Linked DNA regions of Homo sapiens: regions 1 and 3 are each linked to region 2. A link is a loop called in an ENCODE intact Hi-C map of the cell type or tissue named here. Cell type or tissue: mammary epithelial cell. All regions are shown on one strand. Each heading gives the region's core, and the rest is flanking DNA. Links, peaks and the distances in the headings are about the cores only. Region 1 overlaps LOC105373053 (a long non-coding RNA gene). Region 2 holds the start of SCUBE1-AS1 (SCUBE1 antisense RNA 1). Region 3 overlaps SULT4A1 (sulfotransferase family 4A member 1).

Region 1 (10,469 bases), core at 1,273-9,272, 110 kb after region 2:
CTGAGGTCAGGAGTCCAAGGCCATCCTGGCCAACATGGTGAAACACTGTCTCTACTAAAAATACAAAAATTAGCCTGGCATGGCGGTGGGCACTTATAATCCCAGCTACTGGGAAGACTGAGGCAGGAGAATCACTTGAACTCATGTGGCGGAGGTTGCAGTGAGCCGAGATCACCCCATTGCACTCCAGCCTGGGCAACAAGAGTGAAACTACGCCTCAAAAACAAACAAACAAACAAAAGCCCCCCAAAACAAAACAAGACAAGCAAACAAACAAAAAAACTCTAAAGGATCATTTACAGCTGATGTATCACTATCCTCAATGGAAACCAGGAGACAGTGGAATTATATCTTTCATGTGCTGGAAAAAAAACAACGGTCAACTTAGAACTCTTTACTATCCTACTGAACTGAGGGTGAAATGAAGACATATTCAGACAAAAAGAAATGGTGAGATTTTACCTCCAAAAGATCTTCACTAAGGACACATTTAAATGTAATGTAGTTCAGACAGAATCAAAATTATTCCAGAGAAAAGGCAAGGCATACAAGAAGGAACAATGGGCACATATGTTGGAAACATTTGATGGAAAACTAAACAACAACGGAGTATAGGACTCCACGATAATAATGCCTAACTTATGGTAGGAAAAATGGGCTAGTATTAAAATACTGGACAATACCATATAATATGGGACGGATGCTCAAAATTCAAGTTGTGAATGTCTTTCCATTATTTGGGGAGAAGGCAAATATATTAAGTTTAGACTTTGTTAAGTGCTCAGTGTTAAGATAGCTAGAGTAAGCACTAAAAACTAGTCATAGAGCTGATAACTTCTAAATAATTAGAAAGAAAAAATAGGATAAGAAAAAGAAGATAAAAATCTCAAATGATACAAAGGAAGATTAGAAAGGGGGCTGAGGGTAGGAAATATAGAATGAATAGAAAATACATTATGAGACCATGGAAATTAATCTACATTTATGTTGTCAGTAATTCATATTAAAGGACTAAACACTTTAGTTGAAAGATGACTGTCTGAATGAATTTTAAAAACAGAGATTATGTTCTGTTTACAAGAGAGCATAATCCCATACCTCAAACATAGGAACCAAGAACTGTTGAAAGTCCAAGTATAGAAAAAATATGTGGCCGGGCACAGTGGCTCACGTCTGTAATCCCAGCACTTTGGGAGATTGAGGCAGGTGGATCACCTGAGGTTGGGAGTTCGAGACCAGCCTAAAAAACATGGAGAAACCCCGTCTTTACTAAAGAGACAAAAAATTAGCCAGGTGTGGTGGTGCACACCTGTAATCCCAGCTACTCGGGAGGCTTAGGCAAGAGAATCGCTTGAACCCAGGGGGTGGAGGTTGCAGTGAGCTGAGATCGTGCCATTGCACTCCATTATCTAGTGATCCAGAGTCACTAGATAATGGTGGAAGGCTCAATTCACCAGGAAGCTGTACCAGTTCTCAATTTATATATAATATCATCATAGCTGCAAAAAATATAAAGCAAAAATGGAAGGGACAAGAATAGATATCTCCACCTTTAGGATGGGATATTTTTAGGCCATTTTGGTGAAGAAATCAAAGATTTGAGGAACACAATGACAAGTTTCATATAATCAACATGTAGCATATGAAACCCCGAAATGGGGGAGAACACATTCTTTTCAAGCATGCATGGGACATTTGGAAAGTATCATAGACTATAAAGCTAACCTCAATGCACGTCCAAGATCAGGCTGGTAGGTCGGATCTCCTGGGAGTCAGGCTCTGAGATGGGGATTGGGGTGCAGGAATTTTATTTGGGAACATTCCTTGGATCAGCACTTGTGGAATGCATGGGATGAGACAGGTCTGCACAGATGGAGAGGTGGAGCAGCAATGCAATACCCACGGAAGCCTCTGCCAGCTCCGCAGAGAGTGCTGGAGCTGGGTAGTCCTTCAGAAGGGTGTGAGTTGGTAAGGAACCAGGCCTTTACATTCTCACCCTGAGCAGCCATTGCATGCAGGCTGCTCATTGAAGGAGGCATGGTCTTGACTGGGCAAGTCAATTTCCTCAGCCCACATAACTTCCTAAGAGAGCAGACAGCTGGGGGCCATCCTCCAGCAGCTCTCGCAGCAGCTGGGGGACTAAGTCCTTCGTTCCGGAAGAGGAAGCTGTGCTGTAGTCATAGCTTCCACCACAATGTGTACACAGACTATATTCTCTGATCACAATCTAAACAAGTTAGATGTTAATAACCAAAAAGACAACAAGCAAATGCCTGTACTTTAGGAAAAACAGTACATCCAAACAACTCGCGGTCCAAAAACGAAATCACAACTAAAATTAGAAAATACTTAGAATTGAGCATTCACAAAAATGTTTTGCATCACGACTTGTGAGATCCAACCAAAGCAGTATTTAGAGGAGTGTTTATAATCTTAAATGCTTGTATTGGCAAATAAGAAATGCTTCATGGCCCAGGTGTGGTGGCTCACGTCTGTAATCTCAGAACTTTGAGAGGCCGAGGTGGGTGGATTGCTTGAGCCCAGGAGTTCGAGACCAGCCTGGGCAACCTGGCAAAACCATGTCTCTACAAAAAATACAAGAATTAGCTGGGCATGGTGGTGCACACCTGTAGTCCCAGTTACTTTGGAGGCTGAGGCAGGAGGATTGCTTGAGCCCAGGAGGTGAAAGTTACAGTGAGCTGAGATGGTGCCACTGCACTCCAGCATGGGCAAAAGAGAAAGACTCTGTCTCAAAAATAAAACAAAAGAAGAAGAAAAAAGAAATGCTTCAAATGAACGAACTAAGCATCTGACTTAAAAGTTAAAATAAGAACAGCAGAATAAACCCCAAGATATTAAAAGGAATCAAATGTTAAGAACAGAAATTAGGGCCAGGCGTGGTGGCTCATGTCTATAATCCCAGCAGTTTGGGAGGCCAAGGTGGGCAGATCATGAGGTCAGGAGATTGAGACCATCCTGGTTAACACAGGTGAAACCCCGTCTCTACTAAAAATACAAAAAAATTAGCCAGGCATGGTGGTGTGCACCTGTAGTCCCAGCTACTCAGGAGGCTGAGGCGGGAGAATGGCATAAACCTGGGAGGTGGAGCTTGCAGTGAGCCGAGATCATGCCACTGCACTCCAGCCTGGGTGACAGAGCGAGACTCCATCTAAAAAAAAAGCACAGAAATTAATGACGTAGAAAACAAACCTAAATGGTTGGGAATGGTGGCTTACACCTGTAATCCCGCACTTTGAGAGGCCGAGGCAGGTGGATCACTTGAGACCAGGAGTTCAAGACCAGCTTGGCCAACATGGCAAAACCCTGTCTCTGCTAAAAAATACAAAAATAAGCCAGGCGTGGTGGTGGGCACCTGTAGTCCCAGCTACTCGGGAGGCTGAGGCAGGAGAATCACTTGAACCCAGGAGTTGGGAGGCTGCAGTGAGCTGAGATCACACCACTGTACTCCAGCTTGGGCAACAGAGTGAGATGCCATCACACAAAAAAACAAAAAACAAACAAACAAACAAAAAAACCGGAAAACAAACCTAAGTAGGGAAGAGAATCAAAGACAAAATATTATTTTTTGAAAGGACTAAAAAATTATAAAAATCTCTTACAAGTTTAAGACATAAGAGAGAGCACAGATAAACAATACTAGGGATGAAAGAAGGGACATAATTCTAGATTTTTCATAGAGTAAATGAATAATATTAAATATCACAAGACTGTTATAAGTGACTGTATGCCAATACATAAGAAGTCTTAAACAAAATTGCCAAATTCCTAGAAAAATACAATTTACTGAAGTTGACTCAAGAAAAAACAGAAAACCTGAAAGGTCCTATAATCACTTAATACATTAATTTAGTAGTTTAAAATCTTCCTATAAAGAAAACGTCTGTCCCAGATGACAATTCCAGATATGTGAATTTGGAATTCACCAAATTAATAGCCCAGCTCTCTCTGGAAGATGGTGGGATGAACCAAATCCTAATTTGGCTAAACAGTCAAAGAACAAATCAGTTCAAGCTTACCCAAATTTCTACTCCACAGTGGAGAAACACAGTCAACACTTACCAGTTTACCTTATTCGGTTAGCATAAGCTGGCTAATCAGATGATGACAGTACAATAAAGAAAACTTTCAAGTCAATTTTACCCATGAGCATAGATTCCAAGAATTCTTGAAAATTATTAGCACAGTGAATTCAGCAATAATAATAAAAAATACAGTACAGGCCGGGTGCAGTGGCTCACGCCTATAATCCCAGCACTTTGGGAGGCCGAGGCAGGTGAATTGCCCGAGCTCAGGAGATTGAGACCACCTGGGCAACATGGTAAAACCCGTCTCTACTAAAAATACAAAAAATTAGCCAGGTGTGGTGGCAGGCGCCTGTAGTCCCAGCTACTTGGGAGACTGAGGCAGGAGAATCTCTTGGACCCTGGAGGCAGAGGTTGCAGTGAGCCGAGATCGTGCCACTGCACTCCAGCCTGGGCTACAGAGTGAGACTCCATCTCAAAGAAAAAAAAAACAAAAACAAAAAACCCCAGCATATTATGATGAAGTTATGTTTATCTTATGAATGCAATTCCTATTATTAGGAAATTAATTAATATAATTCATTCCATTAACAGCTTAAAGAAAAAACACATAATCATTGCAATAGGACCTGGGTGACATCAGGCACTATTGTTCACCTGGTTGAGGTTTGGGAGACTTTACGACTTATACTGTGGGCAGGAGATAGTGGAGGGGCCCCGTCTATGGGAATCGGGTGGGAAACTGAGAAGGGTGTGCATGGAAGTGGCAATGATTATGAATCTGGCTTTGGACAAAATAGGATAGGAGGTAGTACTCTACGCGCCCCCTTCCTGCTTTTTGGGGCCTGGAGAGGAAACCCAAGTTATCTAAATGGCTTGACTCTTCCTCTCCCTCTGCCCACACCCACCCCCATCTCGCTATCTCACTGTAAGTCTCTTCTGTGATTATTATCACCTGGGGGTTGCAACCTCCAAAGCCTACAGTGGCCAGACAGGTGGCAAAAATGTATAACGTGGGCTGAGCGTAAAAAATATTAGATATTACACAGTTTACATATAATGCATTTTGGTTGCATGCTTCTTAAAAATTGCCTTCTGTCACCTGAAGAAAATTGTTTCTGATTTTTTTTCTTCAAATAGGCAGACTTCTCTGCCCAGCTTTCTTTCCTGCACACTTGATGGGGCAAGGAAATACTCCCTCGCTGTAAAAAGCACATCAGTGAAGCCCAGTGCTCGACAGCAGCTGACCTGGGCCCCCAGAGCTGGGGATGCAGCAGGGAGCGGTGAAGCCTGTAGCAAACTGAAGAGTGTGTGTCCCAATCCGAAATCACAGCCCAGATGTAGTTCAAGGCAATTTTTGTCATCTTAAAAAACGGGCCTGGGGAGAATCCACAGAGTTTGGTGATGAGTTGGATGGGAGATGTGGGGTTAAGGAGCTCAGAGAAGTTTTGGGAGATGCCAGGTTTCAGGCTGGGGGTCTCTGTGCAGTGGTGCCTCCCACTGACAGAAGACAGAGAGGGAAGGGCAATGGCTTTGGACAAACTGAGTTTGCAACTGGCTGTAGGACATCCTGGGGGCTGTCGTGGGTGGGTCAGGGCTCCAGGAGGCAGCCCATTCTCTCTGGAAGACGGTGGGACGAACCAATACGGCCTCTGAGTCTGACTCTGCGTCTACCTCAGGCAAATTGCGTCAGCCTCTGGAGTCTCCTTTTCTTCTGCACGGAGGCAGTGATACCATGAAGCCTCCACTTCTGTGAAATGGAGACTTGGACCTGGTCAGTGGTTCCGTGCTTCTTTTGATTATTCGCCGCACCCCAGCCTGGCAGAGGCACTTGATGTTATCCGGAGCCTGGGCTGCCTGGGTGGGGACACAAGCCTCCATTTCACAGAAGAAGTGGAGTCTTTCATGCACCAAGGCAGCGGAGGGGGCAGGACACAGCCTGGGCCCCTCGCAGACCCTAGAGGTCCCCGACGTGGCCCCTTCCTCCTCTGAGCCTTGCTGGCTGCAACCGCCCAGTCGTTCTCAGCAGGGATGGAAGAAGCCTCAGTGCGAAGCCCGGCGATGGCCGGGGCGCTGCTGCCCTCGTGTGGCCGACATGGAGAGGTGCCGGTTATGATGAGCAGGGAGTGATTTTCTGGCGAAACGCGGCCGCACGGCTCAGGCTGTTCCACTGACAAACTGCAGCTGACTCTCCCTGTTGACCGGGGTTTGATTCCAGCACTGCCCAGCTGGAACCCAGCACTGCGTGACACTGGGAATGTCTCTTTTCTGGGCCTCAGTTTCCCCAGCTGGAAAATGATGGAAGCAGGGGTTTTATGGGGGCTAAGTGAAGTCACGGATGTGAGAGTACCAAGCATTGTGCAAGGTGGTTGGTGTGTGCACGGTCCAAATTTGCCCATCCAGTCTTTCTTTCTCTTTCTTACTCTTTCTTTCTTTCTCTCTCTTTCTTTCTTTTCTTTCTTTCTTCTTTCTTTCTTTTCCTTCCTTTTCTTTCTTCTTTCTTTTCCTTCCTTCCTTCCTTCCTCCCTCCCTCCCTCCCTCCCTCCCTCTTTCTTTCTTCTTCTTTTCTTTCTTTCTTTCTTTCTCTTTCTTTTCTCTCTCTCTTTCCTTTCTTTCTTTGTTTTCTTTCTTTCTTCTTTCTTCCTTTTCCTTCCTTCCTCCCTCCCTCCCTCTTTCTTTCTTCTTTCTTTCTTTCTTCCTTTCTTTTCTCTCTCTTTCTTTCTTTCCTCTCTCTCTCTTTCTTTCTTTCCTCTCTCTCTCTTTCTTTCTTTCCTTCTTTCTTTCTTTTCAGAGTTTCGCTTTTGTTGCCCAGGCTGGAGTTCAATGGTGCTATCTCAGCTCACTGTAACCTCCGCCTCCCAGGTTCAAGCGATTCTCCTGCCTCAGCCTCCCAAGTAGCTGGGATTACAGTCACACACCACCACACCCAGCTAATTTTTTGTATTTAGTAGATACAGGGTTTCAGCATGTTGGTCAGGCTGGTCTCGAACTCCTGACCTCAGGTGATCCACCCGCCTCAGCCTCCCAAAGTGCTGGGATTACAGGAGTGAGCCACTGCGCCCGGCCTGCCCATCCATTATTCATCCATCATCTGGGGAGGCTGACAAGGTCCAGCCTGGGCAGCCATCTCCATCAGGGCTAACTCTGTGAGCACCAATTCCCCCGAGGCACTCTGCCCTCTGCTGACGGGATCATCTCGTCTTACCTGCCACCACCTGGGAGGCAGGTGTCACCGACATCCACATGGGAATGAGACAGGACAGCAGTGGGTGAGTGAGGTGACCTGCCCAAGGGCACAAGGCTTTGAAAACAGCAGTGGTGGGTTGGGAGCTGGACTCGAACCTGGCCTGTCTTTTCCACCACTTTTAGAGAAGTGCAGGACTCACACATAGGAGGGCTTTGGATTCCAGCTCAAGGAGGGTCTGCAGGTTACAGTGAGGGCCCGAAACTCAGAAAGCGAGGGGGCCTGCCCAGCAGTCTGGCCCGCGGAGCCCTCCCAGCTGCCCATGGATTGCATCACTGTCCCAAGGGGAGACAGGGCTGTCCTGCCGGCTGCCTCTTTGAGTCACCGTGTGGCCAGGGAGTCCTGCTGGCCTCCACAGTCACCGCCAAACCATTTTGGCCTTGGTCTTTCAAAGCCAGGTCATTTTGGGAAAACTGAGGACATCCAGCACCATGGAGGGGCGTGTGTGTCTCTGCACTGGCTGATGAAGGGAGGTGGGTGGGGAGAGTTAGAGTGCTTCGATCAACCTTGACCTTTAGACCAGCCGGTCTGACCTCTCATTATATAGACAGGCAGGGAAACTGAGGCCAGGGAGGAGATGGCAATTTGTAGGGGGCCCAGGCATGCTATGTTTTACTGCAGGCCCCTCTTCTGTTATGAAGGATGGTGGGCTAGTTTGCTGAAAAGGGAGGTGAGCAGAGGCAGAGGAAGGTGGTCTCTCGGGGACAGTGTCTGAGGACTCCGTTCTGTCTGCTTGTCGTTTTAGACAAGAGAGTCTGCAGCTCTTGCAGGGGGCCTGGTGTAACCCCTATAACCCCTAGCAGTGGTTGCAACCTGCTGAAACCAGCCTTTGGGGAAAGAGCTGCTCCCTGGACCCTTGTGAGGGAGGGGGTTGGAGGCTATTTCTGCAAACTGGCAGTGGGTCTATTGGGGACCCTGCACCTTCCCAGCCTCCTGGGGCCTGGACGACCCGGGTCCCTATCTGAGCCCCACCTTCTCTTGCTGTGTGATATTAGGGGAGTCACTGCACCTCTCTGAGCCTCCTCTGTAATATAGCAATGAATCCTACCTTGCAGAACTGGTGAGGAGATCATCTTAAACCGTGCTCCGTTCTCTCCTTCTCCACTAAGCGTGATTGTGCTTGCAATTAAATGGTTCTTTGTGTAATAAGTTGTTTAATCTCAGCCGCCGGTCCTCAGAGCCTGCAGGGACCATGAACATCTTGTTGGTCACCATGTCACTGGGCTGCCCCGCTGCACATTTGGGGAGTGAATGGAGATTTTTAGTCTGACACACCTCCAACATGTAAAAACGTCATGTCTGGGAAAAACACCTGAAACAGCTGTTGGGAGAAACTTGTGGGGAGGAGGATGTCGCGCCCCCGGCGGGAGCCCGGGACACATTGCCCAGGGCTGCAGACCGCTGTGCCCGTCTCAGTCTGGAAGGACCAAGGAGATGAGTGGGCACCAGCGTGCACTTCTCGCTTGCGTCCAGCAGGTGGCGCCCGCCGGCCAGTGGGGCCTGCAAGGAGGGCGGCTAGGCGGGAGGGCTCTGGGTGTTGTCAAGGTCGCCCCATCCCAGTGCATTCGTGTTTGGGGGTGTGTCTGCTCACAGCTCCCTGAAAGGAGCAGCGCACTTTTGTTCTTCCCTCTAGAGCCAGCTCCAGGTCGACAGCTTCAAGGGGGGCCCAGGTGGAAGTGACAGCCCCTGGTTGGAGCCCGGCCCCGGGTCTGGCTGGGGCAGGTGCTGGAACGTGGGAGCCAGAATGTTGGCATGAGGCAGGGGAGGCCAGGAAGCCAGGGATCCAGGGTGGGGGAAGGAGGGAGGAGCCATGGGTCACATGTTTCATTTGTTAAAACTGAATAAATGTATAAAAGTATAAAAGAATGCTTTTGAGGGGTAATTGGGTGCACCTGATAGGAAGGAAGGTGGAAAGAAATCTAAGCCGTACAAAAAGCATTCGGTAAAAACTAGGTCTCTTTGCTCCCTCCCTCCCCACCTCCCCACCCCAGAGGCCCCCAGAGGCCCCTTGGCTTCTGAAACATTCTTCCAGAGAATCTACCCAGGGGTGTGTGTGTGTGTCTGTGTGTGTGTAGGGGTGCTGCAAAGAGCCTGTTTGCTATAATTGTGTGGGAAGAAATAGTTTCATCTTGAAAACCCCTTAGCCAGAAAGATTCGGGTCCTTCTAGAGAAAAACCTTCTAGGGAGTTTTTAGGGTGGGAGACACTGAGTGGGTTCTTTAGGGTCCGGGTCCCAGTGCTAGCGCCCTTCACCAGGGGACAGTGCTTTGTAGTTTGCAAAGTCCCCTTTTGTGTTTTACACTTGAAATGGACTTTGGTCCTCCCAGCAGCTCAGGCTGGGGGTGTTAGTTTTCCCCATTGCACAGATGGAGACCAGGGCCAGAGAGATTAAGGGACAGCTACGTGCCACACAGCTGGTGACAGAGGCTAGAGTGTGGATCAGGGCATCCTGACCCCTCCGCCTGCCATGGTGATTTTCCAGATGGTTAGGGGAAGGCAGGAGGAGTTGTAGGGTTGGAGGAGGGAATCTGGCCTGTGTTCCCAGGGAGCCGGCAGGCACCAATCAGCTGACCCTGCTTAATTTAAGCCCTTCAAACTTATGGGTTCCTAAAGCCACTTGGAGTCAGCCTTCAAAATGCTCTCCTGTTCTCCCTCCTCCTCCTTCTCCCTCCTCCCTCTTCCCCCTTGTCAGGAATCTGTAAGAAGAGGGGAGAGTGGATTATAATGGCCCCCCGCGGAACTCACCTGCCATGAAAGGGTGTTAAATAACACGCAATTTACATGTCTTCCCTGTAGGAAATTATAGAATCAGAGCTTTCAAATTAGCAATAGATTTTTCTAATTGAATCTCTTTCCCGTATGGCAGGTGAAGTGAGAAATGATCAGGTAGTTCAGTTTCCCCTGCAAATGGACCACCAGACAATTGAAGGAATTAAATGCTTCTTAAAAGTGCAGGTAAAATTGTTGTTATTTTCTGGGAAGTTTGTCTGCCTAAAGATATTGCAGGTGCATTTGTGTCCATGTGATCACTGTGTGACAAGATGAAGGGTGTCTGCACCCAAAGAGGAGAATGATATGGAGGAAAGTGGATCTGGAAAACAGAAACTGGGGTGGGTGCTCCTGGGCCACCTCCCGCCTCTCCCACCAGCTCTTAGCTCAGAGCCAGGCTCTGGGCCTTGCTCT
Region 2 (10,469 bases), core at 828-8,827:
CCAAGAAAGAGCCTGGAGCCTTGGGGGTGGCAGGGGGAGGAGGCGGCTGCCTTCCCCAACCCCGACTCCGCAAGCTGTCCAAGCCATGCAGGGAAAAACAAACACGAGCTCCCACCAACGTTGAAGGGGGGTGAAGGAAACCCGGGGAAGGTGGTGCCCAGGGGGAAGGCGCAGAACAGCTGTAGGGTCGGGGCTGGTGGGAGAGATGATGATGACAACAGTGCAGCCTCCCACGTTCATCAGGGCTGCCTGTGCGCCAGGCCTACCACACACCAGAGACTCCTTACCTCACGGATTCCCTGACAAGCTCAGGACGGGGTATGCTACGGCACAGGCTGAGCATTCCTCATCCGAAAATCCAGAATCTGAAATGCTCCAAAACCCAAAGCTTTTTGGGCATTGACATGATGCCACAAGTGGAGAATTCTACACATAAGTACTTCACACAAACTTTGTTTTATGCACAAAATTATTGAAATGCCATGTAAAATTGCCTTCAGGTATGTGTACAAGGAGTATATAAAACAAATGCGTTCCATCTTTAGACTTGGGTCCATCCACAAGCTACTTCATTATGTATCTGCAAATGTTCCCAAATGTGAAAACATCCAACACTGGAAACACTTCTGGTCCCAAGCATTTTGGATAAAGGATGCTCAACCTGTGTTACGTCCACTTAACAGCTGAGAACGCTGAGCGCACAGAGGTTAGTGACTGAGGTAAGGTGAGGGGGCTGAACCCAGCGGACAGAGCTGGAGCTGCAACACACTGTCTCGCCAAGGCCGTCTCCAACGACAGCTTCTCCAGGGTGCCGATTCCGATCCTGCCCTGCCAGTCTCCTCAGATCCATGGAGAGCCCCCTGTGGGCCGGGAACATACCCTGCAAAGCCAAGGCCTGGCAGAGACAGAGAAGCCTTTACAACATCGCCCTGCAGGGCAAGTAGCTTTATCCCCATGTAGCAGAAGCTCTTCAGAGAAGTGGAGCGATTTGCCTGTGGTCACTGAGTAGGACATGGGAGGCAGGTAGAGGCGAAACTGAAACCTGGGTCTGTCTGACTTGAAGACCTGCCCTTCTCCAGCTGCAGAGGGAACTTTCTAGTGCATAAATCTGACTGTGTCTTCCTACTGTAAACAAAACAAGCAAAACAAGCAAAAAAACTCTTCAGTGCCCCTGCACCCAGTGCCCAAAGGGTTAGGCTGAAAGTTCTCAGCATGGGACTGAAGGTCCTCCCTGACCCCTGCCACCTGCCTCTCCAGCTGACTTGTCCTTCTTCGAGCCCTGGGTGAGGGGCAGCCTCCCGGCCGCCCTGCACAACCCCCGCTCCCTTCCCACCCTAAGCCTTTGAGAAGGTGCTTTCCTCTGCCTGGGACACGCTCTCGCCCTCCTCTGAATGGCAACTTCTGGCTAGTTACTTGAGATGCTGTTTCTGTGTCACCTCTTCCAGGAAGCCCTCCTTGTTTCCACCCTCTCCACAAGTGCCTAGGTTGGACTGGGGCCATGCCTGGGGCTCCCCTGCTCCCTCCTTGCTCATAGCACTCACCACACTAATTGTACCTGTTACACATTGTCTCCCTCCCTCCAGATGGGGCATTCTCAAAAGGGCCCACACCTGAGTAACCTCTTTGCCCTCGTCCCCTGTACAATGCCTAACACTCAGTGAATGCACAGAAACCCAGTGAATGCACAGAAACCGTCTGATAAACACAAGCTCACTGGTGAGCGGCCTGGGATCAGCTACTCTGGATTTGGACTGTGTCGGAACAGGGGCCAACTCTCAGACAACGGTGGTATGCTTGTCTGCAGGCCCAGACCTGGCTGCCGTTCTGGCTCCCCCTGGATCCCCTAATTCCATGCTGACAGCATCTGCCCCTGGAGTGGCACACTGAGAGCCTCTCGCGGTGCGGCCTCGGCTTCAGTAGAAACACACGGCTCTGCCTTCCACCCTGTATCCCCCAGATTACATTCTCTGGGGCAAATCTAGGCCTGCCGGGAACCAACAGCTGGCGGTCCCGGACTAGACCCCCAGCTGGCCCCGAGCCCAGCCACCCCCAGGCAGCATCCCTAGGGGGTAGTCCCCTCTGGGAAATGCAAGTGACCAAAGACTGCGGGCTTCTACTTACCCAGAGCGCCCCTGTGTCAGGCCCCACAGTGGGCTCTTTGCAAACATTCCTAATTGAACATCTCAATGACCAAGTGCCAGGTACAACCAGCACTCACCGGACAGGTGAGGATGCTGAGGCTTAGACAGATCAAGAGACTTGCCGCCCCAGGTCTTCTACCTTGTGTGAGGGAGTAGGGAGCTGATGCCCTGGTGGCCACTCCATTGGCAGGCCCAAAGGGGTTCTAGCCCCTCCATTAAGTGCTCACCTCACACCTCATCAGCCCTGGTACCCACTTGGCAGCCTGGACGGTCCCTCAAGGGAACTCTGCTCCTCTCGTCGTCCTTCTCACTGCCCCCTCTGCTTTGACCAATATGCCATATTGGATGTAGGGGAAAGAGTTTATCCCCCAGAGCCTCTTGGGGTCCTGGGTCCCAGCTGGGTGTGTGACCCAGCAAAGAAGCTGGCCCACTCTGCCTGGTCCCCTTCCCACCCACTCCACACGCTCGCAGCACCGTCCCTTCTGCTCTGACACCGACTCTGGGCCCTCTTTCAGGGTTCAAAGGCTCCTGCCAGGCCCCAGAGGACTAGTCGTCCTGGGTGTGCACAGGCCTTGGCTCAGCACTCACCACCCAGCTGTTCCAGCCACAAGAGTCCACATCTTGTATTATCTGGCTCCCAACGCCTTCCACGTTCAACTGCTTGTGTGCTTACGTGCCCCTTCATTCCACAAATATTTAGGGAGTGCCTCCTTGGTTTCCAGCCCCAGGATTCCAGGCAGGCGCAGGCCTTTCTACCAACCAGCCCGCTCCTTGTCTGCGCCTCCTCCTGATCTGCTCTCCTAGGGGCCGGACCACAGTGAAGCCCGAATGGGTGCCCAATAAACACCTGCAAGGTGGTTGGTTGATGAGCTCACCGGGCACGGACATGGGCCACAGCTCCGAGAGAAATTGTCCTGCTTTGTGTTTACACGCAAGCAAAAACCAGAATGGATTGGTTTTCTGGAAAGCTAGAACTGGAAGGCGCCTTGGAGAGCATCTAGGTGAAGCCTCTCCATTTCCACTGAGGAGGCTGAAGCCCACGAGACAGTGACTGTCCTGGGTCACGCGGCTGTGACTTGCCCTGGTCACGCAGCTGTCAGTGCAGAGTTCACATGCAGCCTCCCACTTTCGGTCAAGCTCAGCGCTCTTTCTTTCACATCAAGAGGTGGCACACAAGGACTGCTGCCCTTGACCTTTCAGCTCACGCATTCCTTCACTCCCTCAATTGACAAACCTTTGCTAAGCACCAGCTGTGTGCAGGCCCTGGGCTGAGACCGAGGAGGAAGGGTGTCCAACCCCACACGCTCATTCTCAGTTTGAGACCCAGTCACTGCCATGCGGTTCACTGGCAGGCACGCACTGTGTACACAGATGGAGACAGACAGAGCTGGGACTGTGATTGGCTCCTGGCAAGCTTCTCCGAAAGCAGGATGGATGCCAGCCTCCCTTCAGCACCCTCTCCCCACCCCAGGGCCTTGACCAGTCCTGGCACCGGGAACCCCTAGAAAGCTGCCTCTGTGAAATGGGAGGTGGTTCTGTCTCTGACAGTTGGGAGGACCAAGAAACATTTGCAGAGCCACAGAAAGCTCTATGGGTTGGGCAACACCGAGGTGGGGCAGGTTGATTCGACAGCGCTGATTTGCGTCCCCATCCCAGCCCTTTCTAAGGCATGTGGTTTTAGAACTTGTTGTTGCCTAATTTATAAAGTGGGGAGACTAAAACCCTCTTTTTTTTTTTTTTTTTTTTTTTTGAGACAGAGTCTCACTCTGCCGCCCAGGCTGGAGTGCAGTGGTGTAATCAAATCACAGCTCACTGCAGCCTTGAACTCCAGGGCTCAAGCAATCCTCCTGCCTCAGCCTCTGGAGTAGCTGTGACTACAGGTGTGCGCTACCACACCTGACTAATTTTTGTATTTTTTGTAGAGATGAGGTTTCACCATGTTGTCCAGGCTGGTTTCGAACTCCTGGGCTCAAGCGATCCTCCCACCTCGGCCTCCCAAAGTGCTGGGATTACAGGTGTGAGCCACCACGCGCAGCTTAAAACTTTCTTTTGTAAGAGTGTTCAAGGGCAGTAACAGAGGTGATGGGCTCCAGCTCAGATCCCTCAAGCTGCAGGGGGTGCTCTGTAAGGCTGGCCCGCTCCCTCTCCCCTGCCTGCTGGCTCCTCACCTGGAGCCCCTGCCCTGCCTCGTTTCTTCCCCGTTCCTCTCCCTTGATTCCTGAAATTTCCCAGGCTGGTCACTAGGTGTCACCGCAATCAAGTTTTTCTGCCCCCACGGACCTGAGGTCTTGCACCAGAGAAGTCAAGAGTCAAGAGACTCACTCACCTCCTGAGCTTTACTCCCTCAAGGCCCGGGAGGCTGGAGGTGTCCTTCTTTCCTCCCTCAGGTTGCCAGGTTTAGCAAATAAAAATACAGGACGCCTCATTCAATCTGAATTTCAGGTGGACAATCAATACTTCCTGAGTATAAGTATGTTCAAAAGTTGCATGGGTCATACTTATAATAAAAAAAATTACTTGTTTATCTGAAATCCCAGTTTAAATGGGCACTCTGTATTTTATCTGGCAACCCTGCCCTGCCCTCCACAGGGACCCTAAAGGAAGCCATGGCGGACGGACAGGCTGTCTAGTGCCACCCTTAGCTCCTACTGCCAGAGAGCTCAGGCAGGTGCCCAGGCCATGGCCTGCCACGAACAGGGAAAAGGTCTGTTTTTCCTTTCCAGCAGGTGACGAGATGGAGGGCGCCCAGGCATGGGGGCCAAGGTGGTAGCATCCCAAAAGTGTTCCCACAGCAGCCCTGGGAACCCGGAAGGAGACAGTGGTAAGAGCACTGTGGACACACGAACAGGAGGATCTGTAAGGCTGTGAGCAGCGTCCCCGAGCCCCAGCCAGTGACTCTCCACCACTGTCCACCCACATGCCGCAGAAAGGAGCAGGGGCTGCAGAGCCACAGCCTGGGGCTGGAGTCCCGGCTGCGTCACAAGCAGTGGCGCTCACTTCCTCTCCCTCAGCTGTGCATGAGGGGCGGCAGCGGGTACTTCTCATGGCCCTTCGAGGACAAAAGGGGCTCATGGGCTCGGGGCACAGTAGGTACGTTTGGATCATCGGCAGGTACAGCCACTTTGGGGACATAAGCCAATTCCCGCCACCGACTCAAACTTAGTCTGGTGACTTGTCGCTGCACTCAACAGACAAACGTGTGGGCGATCTGTGATGTGCCCTGGGGGCACAGGAGTCAGGCGCTCTGTGATGTGGAGGCGAGGCTGGGCAGCGGGAGGGAAAGGTGTTCTGGAGCAGGAACAAGCCCATGCAGAGGCCTGGGGAGTGAGGCTGGGGGTCTCTGCGCTTCTGACAGACAAACTGGGGCTGGAGAGGCCTCGTGGAGAGAAGCCGGCAGACCTGCAAGCTGACCAGCTGTGGAAGGGAGCAAGGTGGGACAGCAGTGCAGGACCCAGCAAACCACGACGCGCTGGGCGTCCCTCTCCTGGCGGTGGGCTGGGCACACTGCTCTGCACGAGGGGTGTGAAGGCACTTTGTGAACGGATGATGCACACACTTCGGGCATGAGTCCCTCATGAGATGGTCTCATCTCCTCTACACTCCCATGCGGCATGTTTTCCTCTGCACCCTGCCCTGTGTGAGACGTGAGAAACACAAGGATGACTTAAACACATCCCTGCCCTTCTTGGGAGCTCATGGACTGGTCCTGCAGTAGAGGGCTGAACCATTTCAAACACATGAGTGCAAGTAAAGAGGAAGACGTGCACGCCTGCCTAAGAGTCAGAGACAGCTTCAGAGAGGAGGTGAAAGTGCGCTGGGTTTTGATGGATGACTAAGAGTTCTCCAGGAAGGGAGGGGAATGGGAAATGGCAGTAAAGGCAGAGGATGACACATACCGAGGTTGTAATCAGTAAAGGGCACGTGTGCCGTAACAGGGAGAACAACAGGCAGATGGGGAGGAACCAGGAGAGAGGAACTGGACTGTGGGAGGCCTTGGGAGGCAGGAAGGCAGCAGTGCCTGACAATGGAGGAACTCGGAGGGGGGCGGAGAAAGCGCCCCGGCTGCAGGATGCAGGAGGGAAGGGGGATGAGGCGGAGGTAGGGACACCAATTAGCAACCACAACCTTTGAAGAAGGCAGGGCAACAGGGGTGAGGAAGCTGGCTGGGTTTGGGAGGTGAGTAGAGCTCGGACGTGGGATCCGGTCACACTAGGATGTGGGAGCCACACAGGGGAAGGGTGAAGGCAGCACCCCAGCGCTGGTGCCCCACTGATGGGGGACGCGCTAGGAAGCACAGGTCTGGGAGGATGGGAAGATGCTGCGTTTGGTTTTGGGCAGGTGGGAATTCTGTAGCTGGGGTCCCCGTCTAGGGGACAGTTGGTACTGGGGTCAGAGCTGGAGAAGTGGCCACTGCTGGTCAGCAAGGAGACTCAAGAAGCTTAGGGGAGAGCTAGGAGAGGGCTGAGGCAGAGGAGGAGCCAGGATCGGGGGCTGAGGAGGAAGGGAAGAAGTCCCATGGGACGTACATGCTGAAAGAGTCTGGTGACATAATCAAGCAGCCACCAGGCCGGGAGACAAAAACCCACCTGGCTGGCCTCAGGCGGGTGACGAGGACCTGGGGAATGCTGCGGCCAGGGGTGGCCAGGCAGACGTCCCACCAGGAGATTGGCCTTGTGGCCACAGTCACAACCCAATTTCCCTAATGAGGCTAGGGAGGGCTCACACCACTCCCTAATGACCCAGGATGACCTCGGCTGCTTCCCCACTCTGCCAACCAGGCATCTGCCCGGTGGTTTCCGAACCCACACTCCAGATCTGCATGACTTTCCATGCGTAGGGCCTGTGCCCACAAACCCCAGGTGGGAAGCCAGGCTGTGGGCTACGGTGTAGGGGGTGGGCACTGGTCTGGAGCCTAGGGGCCTGGGACAAGTTCCAGCTCTGCCCCCAACATGCTAAGTGACCTCTGACAGGACACATGGTGTTTCCAGGGCCTCTGCTACTTCACTCTAGAACAGGCGTGCAGGCCAGCTTCCCTCCAGGGCAGCATGCTTTCGGTTCTCACGCACGTCAACTCCATGACCTCGCCTCAGCTTTTCCTGACTGCCTGCTCCCTACAGACCCCAGGCTGGACACTGGGGGGCCAGCGGGTCCTTGTGTCCAAGGGCATATCCTCACTTGGGGGAGAAAGGCCCGGGAGCAGAGACATGAGAGACAGGGCAGGGAGGCTGAGGGTGGAGGCCGAATGAGACAGAGGCAGGGATGCGTAGGTTCCACCTGGGGGATCAGGAGGTGTGCGGGGAAAAGGTGTAGAGGGTTCTCAGTGAGCGATGGTCAGTCAGGATGAGCGGGAGTTCCAGACAGAGGGAGCTGTGTGGGCAGAGGCCGGGATGAGAAGTTCACTATGGCTGGTTCATGACATGCCAAGCAAGGACAGGCTGCAGAGAACCACATTCCTCTCAGGAGCCATGGGAAGGTCTTGAGTGGGGAATGACAGAGCCAGAGGGTTGGGCAGAGCAGTGGTTCTGGCTGCTACCAGAAGGCTTGCGGGGCAGGGAGGCCTGTGAGGCAGCTGCCGCACTAACTCAGGCAAAAGACGGCAGCGCAGCCCTAGGCAGAGGGCAGCATGGCGAGACAGGGGCTCCTTGTGTCACAGGGCATCTGGGCTGCACAGCACCCCTGCCCCTGGCCCCCCATCCATTGGTTCATCAAGTGTCTTTGATCTTAGGAGGCGGTTGGGCCTGGGTGCAAATCTTGGCTTTGCTACTTCTTCACTACGGACAAGTCTCTTTGCTTTTCAGCCTCCATTTGCTCACCTGCAAAATGGGGTAGCTACATGACACAGACTGTTCTCAGGATCTGATGACTCGTGTCAGAGTCTATGCACTATGCTCAGCTATGATGCGTATGACAGCTTTGCACAGTTCTAGTGATCTGGACCGGGCTCTACATGAGGCGATGTCTTGTATATACGATCTCATTTTAATTCTCGTAAACAATTCTGTCATAAAATATATGAATGTTTGCCCCAGGACTTGTGGCAGAGAAGGACGCCAGGGCTGGGCAAGCTACCTGTTGGCCTAGCCCTCTGGGTTGCAGCTCTCCCTGCCCTGCACCCACAACTCTGGGAGATTTGAAAGTTCTGCAGCTTAGGGGAAATTTATACCACTGATGTGAAGTCAGTACTGGGGGTGCCCCTGGCGCCGGCTCAAGGCCAGGCCAGGAGAGGGGCGTGAAGCTGGGCTTACCAGCCGAAAGAGTTGTTTATGGAGTGGGAGGCTCATAAAAAATAATGGGCTGGATTTATTGTCCCCACCTTGAGGGCCATTCCGGACCGCACAGGGCCAGGACAGGCCTCCTCCGGTAGCACCATAAATCTCTCCAGTAAGCAAGGGAGCTGTTTATTCTCCTGTCCACCTGGTCTGCAGCAGGCAAGGGAGCGAGGAGAACCTGCAACCCCACATGTCCTGCCTGGCGCCCTTGCCTGGCTGATCTTCTCCAAGGAGTGGCTGAAGAAGGCAGGTGCTGAGGCTGGGATGGGATTCGGAGGCATGGCCACACCCTCTCTTTAAACAGGAAGTTCCTAGCCGTGCTGCCCCAGCACTCACAGTTGATAATGGAAAGCCCTGGAACAGGGCAGGGGATGTCTCTGGCCCTGCAGGAGCCGTGCTAGGGCCCCTCAGGTCAAGGCCTGGCCCAGATCCTATAGGAATCCCGTCCCAGGAGCCAATAGGAACCTGACAGCTAGGCACACTGATAGGATCCTATCAATATGTGGCTGAGGTGGCTCAGGAGGGCCCATGGGTCTCTGTCCATTGGCTTGTTTCTTTGAGTCTGCAAGTGGATGGTGCAGGGCAAAAAGAACTGACATTGGCCTCAGAATCCAGCCCCTGATCCTGAAGTCCTGCCCCCCCAGTGCAGCTCAGGGAAGCTCAGTTTTCCCTCCCATGATGGGGACATTAGTACTTATCCAAAGCATGTCACAGGGTGGCTGTGAGCATCAGGCGACCCTGTATGGAAACCACAGCAAAGCTCCAGGAGGGTGGAGCTGGGCCTGTCGAGGACACCTGAGCTGCGGGAGGGTGGGGCTGGGCCTCCTGAGGACACCTGTGGGCTGAGACAGGTTTGGGGGAAGGACAGTGTCCAGTCAGCCTGCAGGCCACAGACAAGCCAGAGTGGGAGAGGCAGAGTGGAAGACAGAGTCAAGAGGAAGCTCGAGGACCAGCCTGGAAGAGGCTCTTGGGAGGGCCCAGGACTAGAGTCTGGGGTGGGAAAGAGGCTAAGGGCAAGGGTTTCAGATACAGGCTGCCCCAGACGCTGCTGGGGAGAAACACTAGGTCTCTGCTCTGGCTCAACCCCAGGAAACCTGTACCCTAAAACTCTCAGGTAACCTTTGTCAAGGAGCCCCCAGCCAGTCCTGAGACAGCTGTGGACTTGGAACAGGGGGCTCAGGCCCCAGAGGCAGGGTGGGCTTGCTCTCTGGCAGTGCTTCTGACAGTGGCCGCCTCGGTGCATATGCTGTGCAGGGCCTCACCTCCAACCACTTAGGAGGCTGAGTGCCAGCAGGAAAGAAACCTTTATTTTTAAGCCCACCACAGAGTAAGCATGTGCTACGGTCTGCATGATTGTGTCCCCTCCAAAATGATGTTGAAACTGAACCCCTATTGCGGCAGCCCTCACCAGACAGTGAATCTGCCAGAGTCTTGATCTTGGACTTCCAAGCCTCCAGAACTGTGAAAAGTAAATTTCTATCTTTAGAAATTACCCAGTCTCAGCTCTTCTGTTATAGAAGCAGGAATGAAGTAGGAGGCAATCTTTTTTGCTGACTGATGGCGTGGGCAAGGGCATGCTCTCCTGGGCTCCCACAGCCCCTGTCCAGCTTCTGTCACAGCCCTCCACGCACTGTCTGGTCGGGACCTGCCTCAGGTTGGACCCTCCTACAGCCTGTGAGTTCCGAAAGGACCTGCCCTGGCACAAAAATGGGGTTTCCAAGTACTACCCAAGGGGGTGGAATGCAGAGGCTTGGACATGTGGTCACTAAAGTGCAGTACAGACGGCAGAAGAATCCTGATGTCCCCAGTCCCCTAGGGAGATCTGAAACTCCACAAGTGTCCCAAGCTCCTAAGCCTCAATGAAGCCTTGAATACTGAGCTTTTCCTCACTCAAGCCAATCAAGTCCCTGCAATTGATTACAGCCCAGGCTGGGCCAGGCCTGAGCCAGCCAGTCAGGAGGAGGAAGGTGGGCAGCGGCCCTCTGCACAAGGCTTTCCCGGACCGCATGAATCTGATGCTGAGCAAGGCGCTGGGCAGGGTTCGGCGCTGTCTGCCTCT
Region 3 (10,469 bases), core at 1,753-9,752, 550 kb after region 2:
CCGCCCCTTTTGTTTGCCCGTTTGTTATGGAGGTGTGTGTTTAAACGGGCAAAGCAGCGTGCTGCCAGGGACACCAGGAAAGCCCACTTAGCCATCAACTGGAGACTCTGACAACTAGAAGAAACCTGGAAGGCCACGTGACAGATATGGAGACAGGCTGAGAGAAGGCAAGGGTCATACATGCCTGGGTCATGCAGCCAGCCAGGGACAAAGCCGGGACTTTAGAGCCCAGGTCCTCTGCTCCCTGCCAGGCCTCCTTCCACAAGGACGTGGGCGATTGCTGAGAGCAGAGCCCCGAGGGAATGGAATGGAGGGAACTTGATTAGAAGGGGGAGAATACCAAGCACAGGGCCTTGCAGAGCAGGTGCTCCTAAATGCCCAAGAGATGCAGGAAGAGAGGGAGAGATGGGAGTGTCAAGGAAGGGTCTCAGTAGCTCTATGGGCACCACGTTTCTGGGCTTGGGACAGAGAAAGAAGGGCAGAAGGAAGGGCACCGGAAACACAGCTACACCTAGATTTGGAAAGCCAGTGACCTCGGAAAGGATGGTCCGGACATGGGGAAGACCACGAGCCAGGCTGCACTTGTAGGAAGGACCAGGACCTGAGCCACTGGCAGTAAAGAAATGTCACTAAGGAAGTGGGGGCAATGGCAGGAAGTGGGGGTCCAGGGTAAGGAGACAGGAGGCCAGGCTGGGTCTTGTTTGGGAAGATGCAGCCTCCATGGGCCAAGCAGGAACAGTAGGAAAACCCTGACGGTGCAGTCCCCACTCTCAGGACGTCCCTGTCTCCAAAGGAAACAGCCACACAACACTGAGGTGGGGCGGTGAGGAAAGCAGGGATCGCTGGGGAGTGTGGGGGATGCACTTGTCCAGCAGAGGAGGCAGGGCTGGGCGGCTCAGTTGAGGGAAGTGATGATTCTGAGGGCCCTGGCTGGGGTGGCGGCTGCAGAGGGTGGCTCAGAGTGGAGGGGCTGTCCCAGGAGCTGGTGAGCTTACCGGGGACAAGATGTCCCTTGTCAGGGATGTCACAGAGGCTGTTCCTCAGCTGGGTCATGCTGGGTCACCTGACCCAGGGGCCCTCCCTGTCTTAAAATGCACGTTGTACAATAAAGAGTGGAAGAGGATGTCAATGGGCAGGAATGGAGCCAAACTCTACGGGAGAACGGAGCTGGCCAGGCAGAGCTGCTGGACACCTGAGGCTCCCTCCTTCCACCACAAACACCACTGCCCCATGGCCTAGAGAGGTGGGTAAAAACCGATCTCCACTGAGATCTCCCAGGACAGGGCCTGCACGTGGTGGCGCCTGTACCTGAGGGGGTCTCTCCGCAGTACTGGGGACATTGTGGATGCCCACCTAGCAGTGCTCACGCACCTCCCCCGGTGCACCACCCGCTGGCAACTGCAGCTTGGCCACTCTGGGAGCCTGGCTGGCCGGCAGGAGGATGGGGCCAGCACAGCCTCGTTTTATTTATGCTCAAAGGAGCGTCACTGTTCTTAGAACCATCCTCTGACGTGAGCAGGACAATGACGATCACCACTGTGTAAATCCTGACACTGGACCAGAGGAATTGACTTACCTGCTTCAGGTCAGAGAACCATGGAATCTGTGCTGATCCCTTTTCAGATGAAGAGCGGGGGGTCGAGGGAAAACAAGTGAACTCCAAATGACTTGGTGTCAGAGCCAGGAGGACAGCAAGGCGCGCCCAGCCCGGGCAGGGGCAGCAGCTGAAGGCTATCATTTGAGATCAGTTCAGGGTCTTGCTTGGCAAGAAGTGTGTGTGTGTGTGTGTGTGTGTGGCAATGCTATGTTGGTTGGTGTGTGTGTGTGTGTGTGTGTGTCAGTGCTATGGCAAGAAGTGTGTGTGTGTGTGTGTGTGTGTGTCAGTGCTATGGCAAGAAGTGTGTGTGTGTGTGTGTGTGTGTGTGTGTGTGTGTCAGTGCTATGTTGGTTGGTCCCCAAAATACTTTTTGGAATCTCAATTGGTCTGTGAAATCAAAATACCAGGCAACCACTGGCTTACGCTTAGAGGGCTCTGACATTCAGGAATGTTCTGTGGATTGTTGTGTAAAATAACAAAGGACTAGGCTGAGGGCTGCCCAGGACTCTCTCCCATTCCCTGCCTGTCCAGGTGACCCTCAACCTCAGGACACAGCTCAAATCCCACCCGCACTCCCATGCAACTGCCAACCTGATGGCTCCCTCCTCCTGACCCTGGCTCCCTCACAGTCCTCACAGCACCTTTTGCCTTGGCTTGTTTTCCCTGCCTTAGCTCCAGGTGAGCACAGCCAGAACCATGCTCAGAAGCCAGCACACGAAGGCCTGCAACTGCAGACCCCTAAGAAACCTTGGAGATGCTCTCAGACAGTGCCCACCTCACTTTGCAGATGGAGTGACTCACAGCTGGGACAAAGGTCCACTCGCTCTTGCCCCTGCAGTCTACCCACAAAGCAGCCAGGAGAGCTTCTAAAAATGCAAAGCAGGTGGCGTTCTTCTGAATAAGCCCTCCCATGGCTCCCTATCTTAGTACAAAAGCTGAAATCTCATGACCTGTGAGGCCCTCCAGCTGGCTCGCAGCCACCCCTCCAAAACCGAGTGCCTGCCAGCGCATTGCCCACCCAGCTGCAGCCAGGCCCCCCACTGCTCAGCACCATCTCCTCAGAGGCCCCCCCATTCTTCCACGGGCATGTTCCCTATCCCCTTAGAGCACGCTTGGGCCTGAACTGATCTTGGGTTCTGTCGCCTGTCTACCCCACTGGAATGCAAACTCCACAGAGGCAGGGCTTTCTCTGTCCCCTGCCGCATCCACAGTGCCGGGAACAGTGCCTGGCATGGAGCAGGTGCAGTCGAATGACCGACTCCATGAAGTGAGGTGAGTCACCCACCACGCAGGGAAGAGTGGACATGGGTAAACAGGCGCTGCCTGGGCTCCAGGCACACTGACTGCATCCTGGCTGCTTGACTGATGTGGTTAATAAATTACTAGAAGGCAAGCCCTCTAGGGCACAGCAGACTGGATACTTGATTAACCCAGGGTCTGTGTTAATTCCAGGTGCCAAAATAATTTCTAGAATTTCACCTGAGACCTAGAGGTAGTTCATTTGAAAATAAACATGATTTTCCAGAAGGCTCGAGCTTTCTCAAGGAAAGCAATGCCCTGGACTCTCCTTCCACAGGAAATCAGGAAGACAGGCTTTGGAATTCCCAGTGGGGAAGCACAGTTGGAGGGGCCGGCCTCGGGCACCACAGTGCGCAACGCTGAACACAGGGCTCCCAGGCAGAGACTGGGAGGTCCCGACACCTGGACCCACAGGTGCACCCGCATCTCCCATGCTTTTACCCTTTCTCCTCCACCCCATTTATAGAAGTGATCAGAGGTGAATGAGGAAATAGTGGGGGAACTGACCCCCTGGAAAGTCTGAATTTGAGTGAAATAATGGGGAGAAGTGAACCCCTGGAAAGTCTGAATTCTGCTTCATCAAAGCCCAACACGGGCCTGTTTCCCTCTGCTGTCAACCCCAGGGAATGGGGTGTCAACGGGGCCCACAGTCATATTGTCCCAAGCACCGACAGCACCGCTGCAGGGACCCCTCTACCCCCACAAGCAGAAACGCTCGACGCAACGCCGGGAACATGTCTTTATTAAAGATGCAAGCAAGCACAGAAGGATCATGTGTAGTGCTCAGTAACATCCATACAGTACTAAAAATAGAAAAATATAAATGAAATTTCACAGAAAGCAGCCTCCCTCACAGAAACACAGGCAAGGTGCTGCCGAGCCCACCATGCGATGCCACGTGCCACCTGCCTGGCCACGCTTCTCCCCATTACAAACAAAAACACAAGCTTCTCTCTACACCCGTTTCAAATACAGCACCAAGAACGGAGACCCCTTCCACAGCAGCGACCCTCCTGACCACCACTTTGGGTGCTTTCCAGCCACATAAATGACAGACAACCCCGGTCCCCACGGGGTTGGCTGGCTACTGGCCCCCGACTCTCCATCGCTTCAGCGAATGTGGGTGAGAAAATTAGGCAGTGAAGCAATAAAGACCTCACCTTTACTCCCTCAGATACACGGAGGGATGAGGTGGACAGACACGCAGGCGGCCGTGCCAACCTGATCCGAGTGAAACAGGGCTACACTCGCAAAATGGTCCTCCCACGGCTGAGCGCCTCAGGTGCACAGAACAAACTGAATGATAAAGACCCGGGGATTTTAGAAATTTACTATTAAGCATCTGCTTGCCAGCATTAGTAGGCTATCACTTCAGGAAACAAAGTAAGGCTGTGGAATTCAGCTCAAATTCCGAGCGCAACTCGGTCCTTTGGTGGCCGACTCTCCACCCACTGCATGCAAATGCTCCTGACTGCATTAGACTCCCACCTGCCAGCCTCACCAGGCAGACTTCCCTCAGCACATGCTCCGCGGGCTCCTCTGCATTGGGCCTTTGGAGCCGCCCGCTGGAAGTCTCTGGCAGAAGGACGTCCATTCTGAAGACCTAGTGAACAATTTCTGCTCATTTCAGGAAGGTTCTGAAGAAGTGAACTCCGTCAGAATAAACAAGTGTCCAGATTCCCCCCAACAGACCCAACTCATCCTCTGTTCTCACCACTATCTCAGAACCAAGTGAGAACAGAATGGCTGTGCCTTAGATAATAAAACTACAAAAATAAAGAGTTAACCCTGAGATCTTTCTACCATTCGGGTGTGGCTCGCTCCTGATTCCCCTTGGAAATGAACTTTTATTTGGTTTACTGACATTTATGTAGATTTCCAGTGAAAAGCTCTATAAAATACAATAATACGGGGTTGAAAAGGCAGACATTCTAGTTGCATATATTACAGGCTTTATCCTTACGGTCCAGGCCATTGGAACTGCAATGTGGAGACTGTTTGTAATCAGACATGGAGAGGCTGCACGTTCTAAAGGCGAGACAGCTGCTTTCGGTTGGGAATCATCACACTCCCTCCGCTCACGCCGCTCTTCCCTTCCCCCGCTGTTTCACACGCTGCTTCCAGAGTTTGTCCAGCAAGGAATAAATGAATGCATACAGGACTTTTGGCTAGTAGACTGTCTGGGTATTGTGAGCATGCAGGTTGTTGTTTCTGTTATTATAAATAAAAGTCAAACGTGAGGTCACACTTTCCCATCTTCTGTTTATACACCAAGTCAAACTTCTCATTCATGGAGACGGTGAAGATGTCCTTCCACAGCCCAACTCTTCCTGAAACGCAAACAAGAGAACTGCTGGGGCCACTTGCTGTCCGGCCAGCTACTGAACTAAAGGAAGCCTTGGAAATGGATCTGGAACATTCCAGATCTATTCCTGGATCCCTTTGAACTTGGCCTATGGGGGCAGGAAGGGCCGTCTGAGCTACAGACCAGGTGGTCCCCTAACATTTGTGAAACTACTGGATGCGGCAGAACATGACCTGAACCAGCTTCCCTCTGAGGCTGTGGCACAGTGAGCCACAACCACCTCCTGGTGCCATTCCACACCCCCCGCTGGGGCCCACCAGGGAGACTCTACTCCTGTTCAGTGCTGGGTCCCCAGCACCTAGAACGGCACCTGGCACGTGGCAGGTGTTTAATAAACATCCCAGGAGCGAGTATGATCTGCCGCGGGAGTGCACTGCTCTGGGCATCACAGGCAGCCCTGGCCCTTCCCACGCCATTATCCACTCACAGCTCAACAGTGCCACCAAGGCGTCATTGGCTTCGGGAGAATTTGAAAAGGAAAAAAAAATCATTCAAAGTGCAGAAAATTTTACACTAAGTAGGAAGCCCTCCTGACTGGGCCAAAGATGCAGATTTCAAGAAGCCTGCCCTGGCAAACCCTGGGGAGGAATTTAAAGTGAATCAAATAGTCGCAGCATTAGCTAGCTTTACAGACTAGATGCAAAACATGCACTGCAGTGAGAATTCCCTGAGTCAACAATAAAATGAGTCTGGGCACAGCCCCCAGCTGCTCTAGCCCAGGCTTAGTCAGAAACCCAGACCTCTTCCTGGCAGCCACAAGGGAGGGCTGAGCTGTGGGATAAACTGCAGGCACCGGTCTACGCTGGTTTATGAAGGCTTTGGAAAAACGAAAGACAGCTCAACATGACAAGAGAAGTTGTTGCTCCCATTGTCTTTGTTAATATAAAATCTTAGGTTGGTCTAGTCCAATAGCAACGGTGACCGTGAAGATGTCTGGGGCGGGGATTCCAAACTTCCCAGTTATGGGAGCTGTGAGCACATCACCCGAGTACTGCCTCCCTGCTTTTGAAGAACTGCTCGTTTAGAATTCTTTCCATTGTCAGCTCTCTGAGATCAGAGCTCTGTCTCCAGCAAATGTCCTTCACTAGCTCCGTTATTAACAGCGGTCCTTGTCCAGGCAGGACCTCAGGTTTTTCAAACTGCAACCCTGCAAATGCTGAGCTAAAATACCCAACGTAACACGGACTTTCTCTTTGGTAACAAAAAATTATCAGTGTTGGAGAGAAAAACAAGAAAAATTATTCTTGTAACCCTTTAATGATACCTAAGGGGCAAAATTAGAAGCTGCTAGAGCAACCAAACTATTTTTCCATGATTATTTTTCTCAGCTGAGACAGCTGAGAGCTCGTCAGAGGAGTCACCCACCTGGTTTAGGATTTGGAATCAAGACAATTTATGCTGTGACATGAATCAAATCTAAGCAATGCAGCTGGCTACTCGGCCCTGCATTCTCACCAACTCAAGAAGATCTTCCGAGCAAAGACGCAATGTGCTAAAAGAAAACAAATCAAAGAACTGAAATAAAGCAAAACCAAGGTAAACCATGATAAAGCAAACCCAAGGGAAGGAGCATATGGGCACACAGTATGTTCTCGACGCTGCTTCACCACACACACACACACACACACACACACGTGAACCAAAAGGGGTATTTTGGAGAAGGTCACATCCAAGGATAACAAAACACAGCAAAAGCAAAACTAAAAAAGAGCAAATAAATGTTAAATAACAAATATTTATGAAAATGCAGCCAGGAAAGAAGTCGAGAGGGACTGTGGTTCAGTTCACTTCCTCCTGAGGAGTCCACTGCTCTGCCTTTATAAGAGACGGCACTTTGCACTTGACCTTCAAACCGCCCTTAGCCGTGATCAGCCCCTTTTCAGAGAAGAACAAAAAGCCGCAGAAGCTGAAGGCCTGACCTATGTTGCGTTCCCAGAGGGCAGCAGAGCTGAGCTGGAGCCCAGCGCGTCTCTCATCCGCCCCAGGCATCTCCCACTCCATCTTGTGGGGCTGCTGCTGAACAGAGCCATCCACGTTTCTGGGCCCTCCCTGCAAACATTCTCAACCCAGGAAGTGCCCAACACACCAAGTGTCCATCAGGTTCATACTTACCAACAGGGGGCCTCCTATGGCCAAGGCCAGCACCCTGGGATTCAGGGGTTTTAGAGCCTGGGCTCTCCATCATCAAAGCCAAATGCCACACACCCTTAAGGACAGGGGGAGCAACCCAGGTGGATCTGGGGAGGATTCCTGTCAGGAACACTGTCCCCATCTCCAGCTGCCTCATGCCCACTGTCACTTGCCGCCAAGAGCAGGAACTGGCCTCCCTCTGTGCAGCGGCTTAGCTTGGTACTGTCTGCTTAAGTTCACCACCCCGAAGTGGGGCTAGGCCTCACCTGTGCTGCCTGCACCCAGAAGATGCTCAGTCAGCGTCCACTCAGTGAAGGAAGAAAAACGGTGTCTCCTAACTTCCCGCCCACTTCATTTAACTCTCCCACAAGTCAGTTAGAGACTGAGAAACCCATCAGCATGCTTTGCGCTTTGACATGTCATAGCACCAAACCCAGTCCCTGGATCTGCTCTGTGGGGCGTTTGATTTCAGGCCATCTGAGTAGACTCCCTGCTGAGAAACATCCCGCCCACAAAGCCTGAAATGCACTTTTTCAAGTCAAAACACTGTTTGCTTGGAGGCAATGCAAACACCAGCGGGCAGGGTACTCCGTCACTCCATGAGCACTGTGCCATCCATGGGCACCAGCTAACAGAGCACAGGCCATGGGCCAGCTACAGACTGCTGTAAAAGGAGAGCAGGGAGGGCAACAGGGACCGGACTCGGCTCCCTAAGCAGGCAGAGAAAGCAGCCTGGCTGGGGTGGGGAGTGCCTGGGCGGGAGGCAGGGTGGGGCACGTACCCCGGCCCACGGGCAGGGCCTCAGCGTTGCAGCACTGGTCCACCAGCTGGTGGCAGTGCTCCGTCAGGGCTTCCAGCTGGGCCTTGTCACAGGACACCCCCAGGAATCTGGCCAGCTGCTCCACCATCGTCACCAGGTCCTGGAAGACAAGTGCAGAGAGCAGAGCAGCCCATCAGAGGCGGGGCCTTTTACTGGACACGACCCCAGGCTGGGCACACGCTGAGGACTTTTTACACACGGCCTTCCTTACTTAATGCTCACAAGGCTGACATCAGCCTTGTCCAGAAATAACACTAAGAGGTTAAGAAATCGCCCAAGTGTGCTCAGCTCTCACGTGGAGATCTTGAATTCAAACCCTGGTCCTCCAGGGAATTGGGTTGCAGACATGAGGTCTTAATAGAGGTGTGGTTAAGTTTTAACAGGAGCAAGAAGTAAAAAACATATTTCAGAACATGGTTCTTGTGAGGAGCAAGACCTAATGGGCTCCTCTTTCCCTTCCTGCTGCCTGTCAGCTGGCGTCTGGGCTGGCCCTTGGGAGCGCAGGGAGGCCCCTCTGGTCTCCAGATGGCCCTGCACTGGGCAGGGAGCCCGCTTCATCACAGGCAAGATTCCGTCATGCCTGCCATACCCTGCCCCATTATTTTACCACGCCTGACAGCGGAATGTCACTGATGTGGCTAACCGTCTTGAGGGGGCCATTCCCCAGCCCCCCACCCCTGCCACTTTCTCCCCAAGAGATGAGGCTCCTCGTCTTCTCAATCACAGCCCTGAGCTGTCACCTAGAGGTGCCTTGGTCCCATTAGGAAGATGCTGGAGGCTGTTTCCTCTCTGGAAGGTTTGTAAAGCAAATTCCCGCATTAAAGCCTCTAAAAAGTCCTACAGTGAAAAGATGATTTAATTTCTTTATTGCAGCACTTCGGAAACCTTAAAAGACAATGTTCTCTGACCGCTGGTGTGGGAGTCAGCTGGTGTGGGCGCCAGCTCCTCCCTGGGTCCCCACAGTGCGCTGACTCCTGCAGCAGCGGTTGCAGGTCTGATTCTGGCCTCGCACTGCCTTCCACAGGCAGGGGTGTGGTGCATCCCGGGCGCAGGGCTTGACTCAAGAGTCAGAGGAACAGTTATTAGAGAATGAGCCAAGGAATACAGAGCTCCCTTTCCCTTGCCCTGCCACCAAGAACTCCATTTCAAAGAAAAAGGGTAGCAATGGAGAAAGAGTGAAGAAACCTGGCTCTCAGAAGAGATGCCGCAAGAAGGACACAGCTGGCTTAAAGTCAGCCTGCTGGAGCGTTCAGCAGAATCCTCGTGGGGCAGCTCACTGCGGCGTGACGTCCATCTCAGAGGAAGGGGCGTTTCTGCCAGGCTACATCCAGCAACATGTCACAGGACACTTGCTGGTTATGAAACCCAGCAGGGATCAGGCAGAACGCCCAGGTCAGCTGGCAGGAACGGCCCACTTCACCTCTCTGAGCCACACATTCCCCATCTGGAACTAGCGACAGGGCCGCAGCAAGAGGCCGCACACCACGGCACGGAGCCAGCGTGTTGGGGTCGTGCCTCCACATGGGCAGGTACTAGCTGGCCACACGGTTGCAGTCAGGGCACCCCGTGACTGGTGAGAACACCCTGCAAGATGACTGAGGATGAAGTGGGAATATACCCGGGGTGCCTGGCACAGTGCCCGGCTCGTGGGAAAGGGCCACTGTAATTGCGGTGCAGTGGAGCGCAGGCAGTGAGCGCTCTGGCAGGAAGCATTCCCTCTCAACCCCAGGGTGAGAACACATGGACCCACACCACAGTCCTGGAGACAACCATGCTCACTCGGGGCTAGTTTTCTGGAGTAAGATGTAAACAATATTAATTCCTAAAAATGTGACTTGACCTCCATTAAAACAAGCCATTACTGAGGTTCCTAAAAAAAGAATAAACCCATGCCAATTAGAAGGCGAAACGCTGACTGTCCCAGGGATGCCATTGAGTCACAGACCGGCTTTGATAGAAAATGAAGTCCCAGCACTGACCCCGGCAGCTCTTAAAGTTCCAGGCAGGGCTGGTGGCCTTGACCCTGACGGACTGAAAGCAACAGGTCTGACCACTTTCACTGGGGAGCCTGGAAGGCAGAGAAGGATGAACTTCCCTTTAAGGGCTTGGAGTAAAGTGTGTGTTTGGACCTTAAAACTTCAGTCCATCATTGCTGAGGAAACTGAAGCTCCAGGAAGAAACTGCTGACCCGGCAGCTGCCCCCGAGATGTGTGGGCAGCTGGCCAGCTGGGCGCTTTCCCTATTCACCTTCTCATGTT

What was found. A loop is a pair of places that touch in the nucleus more often than their neighbours do. Peaks named below come from ENCODE experiments on the same cell type or tissue, not always from the same donor. Only the 100,000 strongest peaks of a DNase experiment are listed, where the experiment ranks them.
Region 1: a loop joins it to region 2, with 18 times the contacts of the local background. A loop is called at or near these places in 96 of 110 quality-filtered maps.
Region 3: a loop joins it to region 2, with 7 times the contacts of the local background. A loop is called at or near these places in 6 of 110 quality-filtered maps.

What each region holds. Positions count from the first base shown.
Region 1 is chr22:43,379,752-43,390,220 of GRCh38, forward strand. It overlaps LOC105373053 (a long non-coding RNA gene), which reads right to left. Exons shown (of 4, transcript XR_938288.3): 3 at 8,336-8,468. Among named protein-coding and RNA genes, the nearest start is that of LINC01639, 15 kb to the right of the region's middle. RefSeq lists enhancers at 8,311-8,889, 8,890-9,468. In mammary epithelial cell, for the core only: CTCF peaks have their summits at 6,127 (motif pointing left) and 8,763 (motif pointing right); no DNase peak of the experiment used is centred there; H3K27me3 peaks cover 479 bases.
Region 2 is chr22:43,269,695-43,280,163 of GRCh38, forward strand. All of the region lies in intron 4 of SCUBE1 (signal peptide, CUB domain and EGF like domain containing 1), which reads right to left. It overlaps SCUBE1-AS1 (SCUBE1 antisense RNA 1), which reads left to right and starts at 6,248. Exons shown (of 2, transcript NR_134582.1): 1 at 6,248-6,317. RefSeq lists enhancers at 1-617, 8,026-8,526. In mammary epithelial cell, for the core only: a CTCF peak has its summit at 4,383 (motif pointing right); a DNase peak (open chromatin) is centred at 6,007.
Region 3 is chr22:43,820,888-43,831,356 of GRCh38, forward strand. It overlaps SULT4A1 (sulfotransferase family 4A member 1), which reads right to left. Exons shown (of 7, transcript NM_014351.4): 6 at 8,173-8,311; 7 at 3,622-5,226. The coding sequence ends at 5,114. Among named protein-coding and RNA genes, the nearest start is that of EFCAB6-DT, 14 kb to the left of the region's middle. RefSeq lists an enhancer at 7,099-7,861. In mammary epithelial cell, for the core only: a CTCF peak has its summit at 5,700; a DNase peak (open chromatin) is centred at 5,974; H3K27me3 peaks cover 476 bases.